Regions from separate parts of the Mus musculus genome. Here region 1 is linked to region 2. Evidence: chromatin loops called from intact Hi-C (ENCODE). Cell type or tissue: heart. All regions are shown on one strand. Links, peaks and the distances in the headings refer to the core of each region. The heading gives the core; the rest is flanking DNA. Region 1 overlaps Nhs (NHS actin remodeling regulator). Region 2 overlaps Nhs (NHS actin remodeling regulator).

Region 1 (5,383 bases), core at 296-5,295, 87 kb before region 2:
CCACATCCACCCAAATTAGGTTGAAACCACCCACAGTGATGATGTCACTGAAGTAATAGGTTACCCTAGGGAAGTAGCCTCTTTCATTGAGTGGGAAAGTGCAAACTTATGATTGATTCTAGTGGTAAATTTTGCATCATGTAAGTTCTTTTCCAGCATCTCCCATGGAGTCACACTAGTAATAATGGTAGTAGTGATGGTGGTTAACATTGTCTTACTCTGGGTCTGTCAGTCCCTGCACTAAGCTTTGTGCATCCTCAAGGCCCTAAGTTAATACCATTAATATCTCTGTATTACAAAGACAAGAACGGAGAGAAAAGAAAAACGAATTCAATCCTAAACACATATGCAGAGCTGTGATTCAAAGGGAAATTGTCATCTGATTTTACAGTCCTCAACTATTGTTGGTTTACTGTATTCTCTCTCTCTCTCTCTCTCTCTCTCTCTCTCTCTCTCTCTCTCTCTCTCTCTCTCTCTGTCTCTCTGTCTCTCACTCTCTCTCTCTGTGTGTGTGTGTGTACTCCAAAAAGAAGAGAAAGGAGTTCCTACATGCCTATGACCTGCCCTCTGAGCCAGCCCAGTTTCCTTCACTTGATGCTCAAGAAGAGCAAACACAGATCAAACATCATCTGCCATGCTTACCGTTAGGAAGTGGCGGTCCTTGGCCTCGCGCCTCCTCTGGCTGTGAGCTGGAGGGTAGGCTGGTAGTGGTGGAGCAGCTATGGGGAGGGGAGCAGCAGCTCTTTGCTCTCTGCGATCACTCCGGCTCCGGTGTTCTGAGGGTGCAGAACAGACAAACATAATGAAAAAGACTTGGTATTTTCAATTGTTTTTCCCCTCTTGAGAATGTTAGCAAAAAGCTGTTAGAAAAAAAAAGAGCTCTCCTTAATCTAGCTAATCTATATACCATATTAACTCTTTAAAATGGTTCTTAACTGAATATTCACTTGCTGCAAATACAAGGACAGATGCATCCATCTCTATGGTCCCATCTTATAATGTTGGAACAAGGTAGGCTCACTAATAAGTACAACACACCTCATATCAAAGTATCAGAAGTTAAAAAAAGAAAGCAAATGTTGAGAATAATGGTGGAAGGCTTGCTGCCATAAGGACTCAAATATAGAATAGATGCAGACATAGCCCAGCTTCCTGGACTTAGATGTCACTAACTCCAGGAAAGAACTATGTGGAGTCAGAAATTATTTTGACAGGAATTATATATATCACAGAAAAAAAAAAGAAATTGGCAAATGTTATGCACTGTCTATTTTATTTATCTTCTATTTTCCTCCAGAGAACTGGGTAATGAGCATCCATCTAAAAGCCTTTCCTTCCTGATAGCCACAAAAACGTTGAGGGATTTACAATCTTGTGCTCCCACAGATACTAAAGGAATCCCTGTGACGACTGCTTTCTCATTCCAGTGTAAAGCTGTCTTTGGGGGAAGACTCAGAAATATCTGGGAGTAGGGGATAAGGTAGTCCTGACTTCATAATAAGAATCACTAAGCAGGAACCTCGGTGGAGTAATAGAAACAGCAACCCACCCACAAAACTTTCAACCCAAAATGTATCCTGGCAACAGGAAATGTAAGCACAGGAGATAGAGCAGAGACTGAGGGAATGGCCAACCAATAACAGGCCAAACCTGAGACCATCCCATGGGAAAGCACCAATCCCTGACACTGCCTTCCTTTGCTTGGGATTCTTAAAAACAAAACAAAACAAAACAAACAACAACAACAAAAAAAACCCAACATTCCATGCACAAGCAGAGAAAGGTCTTCTAAAGCACATCATATAGGTGGTCTTTGCTATACTGCTCCTAAAATCAATGCTTGTCAAGAAATTTTGAGCTAAATGCCCTTCTTGATCAAGTTCCCGACTCTAATGTCACCATCATTTTTCTCTAAAAGCAAACATTTAGGTTTTTTTCTAACAGATAGGCCAAAGAAAAGCTTTTACATTCTTAAATTCGCTAGGCATAGCAGATGTGTGCTACTGGGTGGAAAGAAGTGAAGAGAGAGTGGAATGAGATAGGGGATATTAGCCCAATTCTCCTTTCAACCATTTCTCTCCTGTCCTATCTTAAATACATCTTCTGCTCTACCCAGGCCAAGAGTAGGCAGCTTAAAGTAATCCCTCACTAATAAGACTTTTGCCAGTGGTGAGCTAGAGACAATATCAGTCCACCAGGGCCTGCAACTGCAGTCAAATCTTCATCCTTATTTCTTTAGACCAATGGAACATAGATACCAGCCAGAAACTTGAAAGGAAAGGAAATATAAAATATAATTCTCTCTTTATAGCCATGTATTACTCTCTCTGTGTGTTTTATGAACATAAAAGATGGCATAACTTAAAGTTATTACTGGCACTGAGCATTAAAGAATTGCTAAGAGAGGGAAAAAGCGATAATTGATAATTATATTCTAAACAACTTGAAATCCATTTAGATGTCACTTCCCTGAGGCTCCATGACATGACAGGCACATTTCTATTTACTCCCCATAGCACTGAACTGACCCTATCTGCTTACTTGGTCATCCTCCTCACTATACCATGTATTTTTAAAGACAGAGACTATACTTGATTGCTCTTTCAATGCTATGCTGTAGCATAATGCCTGACCTTCAGTACAGTTTGTTATGGGTAGGGGGATGATATTAAGGCAGCCAATTTCAAGTTTAATCTCAGTTCCCAAATGAGCACAAATCTGCAGGCACACAGTTTTACTTACCCATGTTTCATCATTCCCTCTCTCCCCATGAAAGCAAGGAGATTCCAGCTGTCCAGAGACTCCCCACAGAGAAGCTCACTGCCACATTTGGGGAGCCAAGCCCTTGGCTGCAAGTTTGGTATTAGTCCCAACCACCAGGTGGCAGATGTGGGTTATGCTGATGAATATATATATATATATATATATATATATATATATATATATATGGCTGTTTGCTAATTTTAATTTTACACCACTGCATGTTTGTAATTCTATGATGCCTGTAATTCCCATTTATGGCTCTCTGCCATGCTATTAAAACTACTACCCCCAAGATTTGCTGTTGAGCCAACCACAAAACAAGCCAGTCTGAATAGGGCAAAATGAGCCTCCATAGTCTTCCATGGAAAGCCCGGAAGGCTGTCTATCTATCTCTTATGCCCTAGGAGGAACTGCAGAGAAAATTGATATTGGCACTTGCTGTTCTTCAGTTCTGCTCTTAAGTCCAAACCTGATGAAGCAGTGAAATATGATAGCTTATGAGTAGCTCACTGTTATCTGGTTAGATCTGTAAAACTCTAATCAGGGAGGGCTGATTAATAATAATAAAATGATAAGAAAGAATGATGTCTACAGGGCTAATGTTACTCAAGCTCTCTAATGATGTGATGTGTGAAGGCATTTAGTGAGAATGATAAAATTCCTCAGTACTCATCTTGTGCTTTCAATGCTCAATCAGCTTTGTGCAGAATTTCATTCCCTTATACTTATTCATACTGAGGATGTGCCATATGCTGGTTTTGTGCTATATGCTTTGAATAGAATAAATTAATAAGACGCTATCCTTACCTGTGTGAAGGTAGACATAGTGGTCAGTTATGAGAGTGATATGTGGCATATTGGGAGGATGCATAGATTATAGAAAAGGTGCCTGTATGATCCTGAACAGTTTCCCCCACATTTCAGCCCTCCTTGCACCTCCGTGTAGAATGAAGGCATTGGATCAGCTCAGAGATTCTCAACAGAAACAGAAGTGCACTTGAGGGCCTTATTGAGGTTTTTAGAATGATTGGGCAGAAGCCAGGCATAACAGCCATCCTGTAATGCACTGAATGGTCAGTGAAAAGGTTCCAGGTCTCATACAAATTCCAAATGCCCCATCTAAATCTCCTATCAAAAGAATCATAGAATCTATTTCTGAGTCAAACCTAATTCCCTTTTAATTAAGCCAAAGTATTACTTTGCTTATATCAAATAACTGTTAACTATAACAATTTTCATGGCTCTTCTCCTGCCCCTACCTCTAGGGCTCCTTCATTTCCCCATACTTTTTGTTTGGAATGGCTTCTGTCTTTACGTAATTCAAATGTATTTTTGAGAGGTACAGACATCTAACTCCTCTTATTATGTCATCTAATATAATTGTGAATTGGCACTTGAACATTGAGACAGTGCTATTAATACCTTTCCTTTTGGAATTCTCTTTGTGATCATATTAAGGCCATAATGGTAACTTTAATCAGTATAGACCTGTAGCTCATATTATGCGTGGATTGCATTCAGGGTAGACATGGGAGTATTTCAAAGCACTTGCTTCAGCTAAGGAGGTAATAGGACTAATGGGACAGAAAATCCTTGATGGCACAACCTCTGATGTTCTCCCAGAAATCCCCCCTGCCTGGGATCAGTTACCTCTACGAAGGGCTTGCAGACTCTGTCTGGCATGGCGGTGCAGCTCTTCTACACAGGGTGGCCTGGTCGCTGGGAGGAAGATGTTTCGCTGTTGGTGCCATGGTGCACGGTAGTATACACTCAACTTGCTCTCGATGTCCAAGTTGGAGACAGCTGCAAGACAAAGAGCAAACAGTGCAATGTACATCAGGAGCTTGGATTGTGCATTTAGAGGGCACTGGGGCAGGGGAGGGGACAGGGAGCTAGGAAGGAATGTATAGGTAAAATCCAGACTACTAAATGAACTCAAGGCTGGAAAAACTTTGAAATTTATAATACAGATGGGGACGGCTATGCCCTTGGACCAAGACATGGGAGGCTACAGGATGCTTTTTCACATTGTTCCTGGGGTCTACATGAACTTTAGTCTTTATGATGTTTCTTGACCCTTGTGGCTTCTGGCTGCAGGTTCCTGATCCTGCCTTCCACCTCCCGATGCCATTCCTTGACGTTTATTCTGGTTTCACCAAAGGTTAGCACAAACACTAAAGGGCTTATGACAGGTGTGCTAAACGTGTAGATATCATAGTTCTTACAACTCATCTGAGAAAACAAGGAAGACTATCTTTCTGCTAAACATAGCATTTAATTCACTATTGTCGCCTTCATTACATTCATTACAAATACAGCCCAGAACAGAACAAACTCCTTAAGGATAGAGGATGCATATCTATAGGAACTAGGGGACTATGAATAAGAAATAGCCACCCAGAGAAACTCATGAGCACTTGGTAGCTTATTAGTCTCAAGATGGATGAGATCAGGTACAGTTGGCTTCATCCTTCAGACCCATGATCCAGAGCCAGGCTTTTGGCCCAGGAGCATTCTGCTCTTTTCAGTTTCAGCCTTTCTTTCTGCTGTTTGCTTGTTTCCCAGCACAAGGTTTGGAGACACTGGTTCATTGTTTATCCCTATGCCACACGCAAACTTT
Region 2 (5,383 bases), core at 93-5,092:
CCTCCTTCCTCCCTCTTTTCCTCCCCCATCCCCTTTCCTTCCATTAATACCAGCTCCCTTCCCCATCCATTGAATTAACTCACTCTAAATTCCCCCTCTCCATGAATAGAACCTGACAATACCAGACAGCTGAGATCTACTGGAAAATACTAAAAATAATTGCCTTTTGTTATTAAAGTCCCATTTGGGGCTGCCATTATTCCCTCCCAGGAGTCTGTAGTTTCCGGCATGGATTCAGAAGTCTGTACCCCCATGCTTTTTTTAGAATGGAAAGGGTTATTTCAACAAACATGCTGCTAAATTGACGGTCTTAAATTAATGTGTATTGTCTATTGTCCCCTTTAGCCCTGACTGCCACTTCTCTGGAATTTGCCTTTGGAATATTTTACTCATTGATTTCTTCCTGCTGTCCTCCACGCCCTATTTAACATTAGAGTTCCTATGGAGATCTCAAGGTAGCTAAAGACTCCCAGCTCCCAGTGTCTGCTTCCGTACTCACCGAGGGCCAGCTGCATCACTGAAGATTTCCATTGTAACCTTTCCCCACCAAGGTCTTGGGAAAGCTAACACTAGAGACCTTAGAAGTATGGTTTTGACAGGCTTCCTTTTTATGCACATATCCTTTTATTATTCAAACAAGAACCAAGATACTTTGTTAGCTCACAGTAGGTAATACATTGGTCTCATTCAAAAAAGAAAAGAAAAGAAAAATAAACCAAAACAAACAAACAAACAAACAAAAACAAAAAAAGCCAAAGAATGAAATGAATGAACTGAATGTGTTTGTCTTAACCACCAACCCACTCTCCTAAATGACACACCCACTGTACTTTATATGCCTTGGGTATTGTTTCCTAATCTGGCCTTTTAATGTCTAAGAAAACACAGCTTATCAGTTTACGGGGTATATTAGATTCACCTGAGGTTATTTTTTTTTTCCAAAGGGTACGTTCATGGCCTGCATCCCAAGAGGAAATCCAAACATTGACATTTTACAGGAATCCCATATTCTTCTAAGGTTTACCTTTGGAGACTCTCTGACCCACAATGATCATCATAAAGTTTATGCTGCAGCCATCTGCTTACATCAGCTGAGTTCCTTAGACAGATAATTGTACTGAAAGTATCAATCTACCTTGGACCGCTTGAATAATGAAAGGGAGACATCCCTAGTAGTCTTTCACTTGGCAAAGGTAGAAGACATTATTAACACTATCATTCAGCTCATGTCTTTGACATTTAAAAATACGAATGATAGCATATTAATATTGCTTCGTGGATTGTATAGGATGTACCATTCTAACATAAGATACCTGTCTTAGGGTTTTCCTGCTGTGAACAGACACCGTGACCAAGGCAACTCTTACAAGGAAAACATTCAATTGGGTCTGGCTTACAGGTTCAAAGGCTCTGTCCATTATCATCAAGGCAGGAGCATGGCAGCGTCCAAGAAGGCATGGTGCAGGAGGAGCTGAGACTTCTACATTGTGATTAGAAGGCAAACAGGAGAAGACTGTCTTCTAGGCAGCTAGGAGAAGGGTCTCAAAGACCACCCTGACAGTGACACACTTCCTCTAACAAGGCCATGCCACCAAAGAGTGCCACTCTCTGAGCCAGACATATTTAAATCACCACAATGATATAATAAGAAAAAAAATGGATCAGGGCACATGGAGCTCTTTGTAGTATCTGTTCAATGGTTGTGTAAATCTAAGACTCTTCTAAAAACTTACTTATCTTTTAGAACTATAAAACATGCCCACCAGAATGGATGAAAATAAAAGACAAGAAATGTTAAGTGTTAGCAAGAGTGTGGGACAACTGGAAATTATAGACATCACAGAGTAGTTGTTAACTACTGTACCCACATTGGAAAACTGTACAGTAGTATCAACTAAAGATGAATATTTGAATACCCTACAGTATATACTCAATTTAAATATATCAATTTGGTCACCAAAATACATATAAACTAGCATTTCTAGTCTCAAACTAGAAAATTAGGAAATTGTCTATCACGACTAGAATTGATAAACCAATTATTATATAATCCAAAATGAAATACTATACAATAACAAAATCCAATCAATTTGAACTCGACACAAAACAATATGATGAAAGGAAAGAAAGTAGACACAAAAGAAGGATAGATATATAGATATAGATATAGATATAGATATAGATATAGTGTGTGTGTGTGTGTGTGTGTGTGTGTGTGTGTGTGTGTGTGTATTTTAACTAGTTCAAACTAACCCATGATGGGAAAGTCAGAATAAGGACTTTGCCTTAAATGTGGAGGTGAAGGTGCGCCTCTGAGGGGCTGATATTCTGACTTCTCTCAGAAGCATAATATCAGGTACCCAACTGTTCAACTTGTGAAAATCCACTGGACTATATACATTTAGGATTTGTGCAGTTTTCTATTTGTATTTATGCCAATTTACAAAGAAAATCCACACTTTCTTTAGGGAAAGAATAAATATCCAAATTTTCTTGAGGTAGAGAACACAGAGTCAGCACAGCAAATAGACTGAAGTTGGATGGCTTTGGTTCAAAGCCCAGCTTTAGTCCTAAACTCTTTGGCCCTGGGTTACATAAACCTTTAAGGCTCTCTCACCCTATGTCCTTATCTCTAAAGTATGGATAAAAGCTGTACTATGTCTCTGGGTTTTTTGTTTTTTGGGTTTTTTTTTTTGGCAAGGATTGAATGAGCTAATATTTGTTCAACACAGAATATTATAAAGATTGATGGTGTATAGGCACTATACACACATTTGTTAAAAAAAAATAAAACCATTTTCTAAGGAGGGGAGGATCCGCTTAAGTGTCTTTTGACAGGGTTTCTTTGTGTAGCCCTGGCTGTCTTGGAGCTCACTTTGTAGACCAGGCTGGCCTCGAACTCAGAAATCCGCCTGCCTCTGCCTCCCAAGTGCTGGGATTAAAGGCGTGCGCCACCACGCCCAGCACTTAAGTGTCTTTTAACAGTCACTTCTTTTAAGGAGACTGGTGATGAGATAAGAGAGTAAGGGACTTAAACTTATTTCCTAGGCAGCGTTCTCACTCGGGAAGGAAAATATCATCTTGGCAGCTGGCCAGTTAATTCTGCTCTTCTTGACTTGGAGTCTGGACTTCCAACAGGCTCCTGGGCACTGATCCAGAACCATATTTGGGACTGCCAGAAATTGCCACAAAAGACTCTGCCCCAGAGGGCCTGTCAGAATCACTGGGGCAGGAGAGTGTGATCCAGCAGGATTCTGGCCAGGCCAGATGCCCCTGACGCTACCTGCTGGGTAGGGCAGGCCCCAAAGCCCTGCCTTCCTCTGGCTCCCTGCCACAACCTTTCCTTCCATCTCTGATCTCTTCCAAAGAGAGCTAGACACGATTGGGCTCACAAGCAGAAGGGAGAAAAAAAAAAAACAGGTAATAAAAGACAGAGATTTACTAGGAGGTAGTATCTTTCCCTCTCAGAATGCAGCCTGGGGGCATCCTGGCACCCTTTGTTAGGTGGCTTTGTTATTTTCAGCACACCCGGAGTGAAGGAAGAGTCTGAGGAGAAATGTTCGGTTCACCGCCAACCTCCAGAGGCCACCACAATCAGGTACCTGTGGCGGAGCCTGACCTCTTCCACTTCTCCCTGTTCCTTTTGGACACAGCTGGCTTCCTCAGTCAAAGCCGAGTAGCCTCTTATCTACTCTTTTGCTTTAGCAACTTTCAGTCAACCCTCTAAAGCCTTTGCCCCGGGAGGGGGTGTGTGTGGGGAGGGCGAAATACAGCTGAATGAGAACAATTTTGCTCTCCCTTTAGGAGTGCAAGTGAATCTACTGTAACTTGGCAGTGCTCCAGGAGCCATCAGCTAACTTTGGAGGCCAGTGCTTGCCTGCCCTCTCTTCCTTTCCTCTTTCTTTTCCAAACACTAGGAAAGAAACTCCATTTCTTCTCCATCCCCTTCCCCTGCCACCAGCTTTGCCCATCTCTCTGGTCTTCTGTTCCTTGGAAGAAATAGTCTCGTGTTCTTGAAGCCACGTGTGGCAGTGACTGGCTAGTTCTATGCCCAGCCATTTCTTTTTCTGTCTGGGACACACTGATGACACTATTCACCCAGTCTCTCTCATGTATAATAGGTGATCGTCTGCAAGTGTAGCTAGTGGCTATGCGGGCCCACAAAACCCCCATTCCTTCCTTCACTTTTCCTCATCTGTTGTCTAAACGTGGTAGCTCAAGTGGGAAATTGCAAGGATCTAGGCACAAAAGTGAAGGGGTTTGGGTTTCCTGATGCCTACATTCCCCATATGAAGAAAACACAAAAACAAAACAACAAACAACAAACAGCTTCCTTTGTATGAAGCACCTGGAATTTAAAGGTCAGGCAGTTACCCTGGCTTGATCAATCTAGTTTAAATTCTCCAACTTATTTCTACAAGCCAAGGCCACCCTGGCCTTTCTTTCACTAGTGGCTTATGCAGGGCATCTTTGACCTCAGTAGGGGAGGCCACACCTGGAGTATTAGCACTCAACTTTCAAGGCCCAGCCCTTAGCCTCTGACCTTGGTGCATGTTTCAATGTTTAAATTCGTTTCCTGCCTGTTGATTAAAATTGACTTCTTGAAAGTAAACTGAAAGTCTGGGAAATGGTACCCTATAGTCCCCTGACTTCCTAGGCCATTTGTTCAGTGTGTCCATATGGACACATCAGGGATATTTGAACTCAGTGTAGGCAAACAAGAAATGAGATTGGAAGCTGCTAATTCCTTCCAGGCTAGACAAGTTCACCCAAGTTAGCCTCCGACTCTAAGGAAGAATAATTATAAGCACATTACAAAGGACAAGTTGGTCAACATCATGGCCTTGCTTCTGCCCTGACTTGAATCCATAATGGCATAATGGTAAATAGTGTCTGACACAAGACTGCAGACTGAGAAATGGAGTTGTTTGTTACTATTGACTTTGTGAGTGTTCCAGTTACCAAATTCCAAATCTAGAGAAGTGAATACAACAAATATTAGCTTTTTTGTTAAAGGAAGGAGTAGTATCTTTAATTTAAGCCTAATTTAGGGCTCTGAAAAGCTCATCTACATATGTTTTGGATCAAAATTGGAAATATCACTTTTCCATTATTAAAGAATGAACACAAATAGTTATTTGACTCAGGCTGACATTCACTCTTTGGAATAGATGAATAAATATTTACCCTCTGGCATGACTGTTGAGTAATTGTCCATTAAAAAGTTAAATGTTAATCACTTGTTTTTTAGGATTGAATAATTTGAACATGATCCTATGACTAATCCTTCAGGTCTAAAGGCAAGGAGGGTGGGAGTAAAAGAAGCCTCCATCCATTGGTTTACTTTTGTCCTCACCATACAGGAAAGGTGTACTCTTAGGAA

Evidence for each region. Peaks named below come from ENCODE experiments on the same cell type or tissue, not always from the same donor. Only the 100,000 strongest peaks of a DNase experiment are listed, where the experiment ranks them.
Region 1: a loop joins it to region 2, with 2.3 times the contacts of the local background. A loop is called at or near these places in 4 of 42 quality-filtered maps.

What each region holds. Positions count from the first base shown.
Region 1 is chrX:161,870,827-161,876,209 of GRCm38, forward strand. Nhs (NHS actin remodeling regulator) reads right to left here. Exons shown (of 9, transcript NM_001290526.1): 2 at 4,414-4,566; 3 at 643-776. Among named protein-coding and RNA genes, the nearest start is that of Scml1, 41 kb to the left of the region's middle. In heart, for the core only: CTCF peaks have their summits at 2,873 (motif pointing right) and 3,074; no DNase peak of the experiment used is centred there; H3K27me3 peaks cover 264 bases.
Region 2 is chrX:161,958,195-161,963,577 of GRCm38, forward strand. All of the region lies in intron 1 of Nhs (NHS actin remodeling regulator), which reads right to left. Among named protein-coding and RNA genes, the nearest start is that of Gm26317, 110 kb to the right of the region's middle. In heart, for the core only: no CTCF peak of the experiment used is centred there; a DNase peak (open chromatin) is centred at 3,177.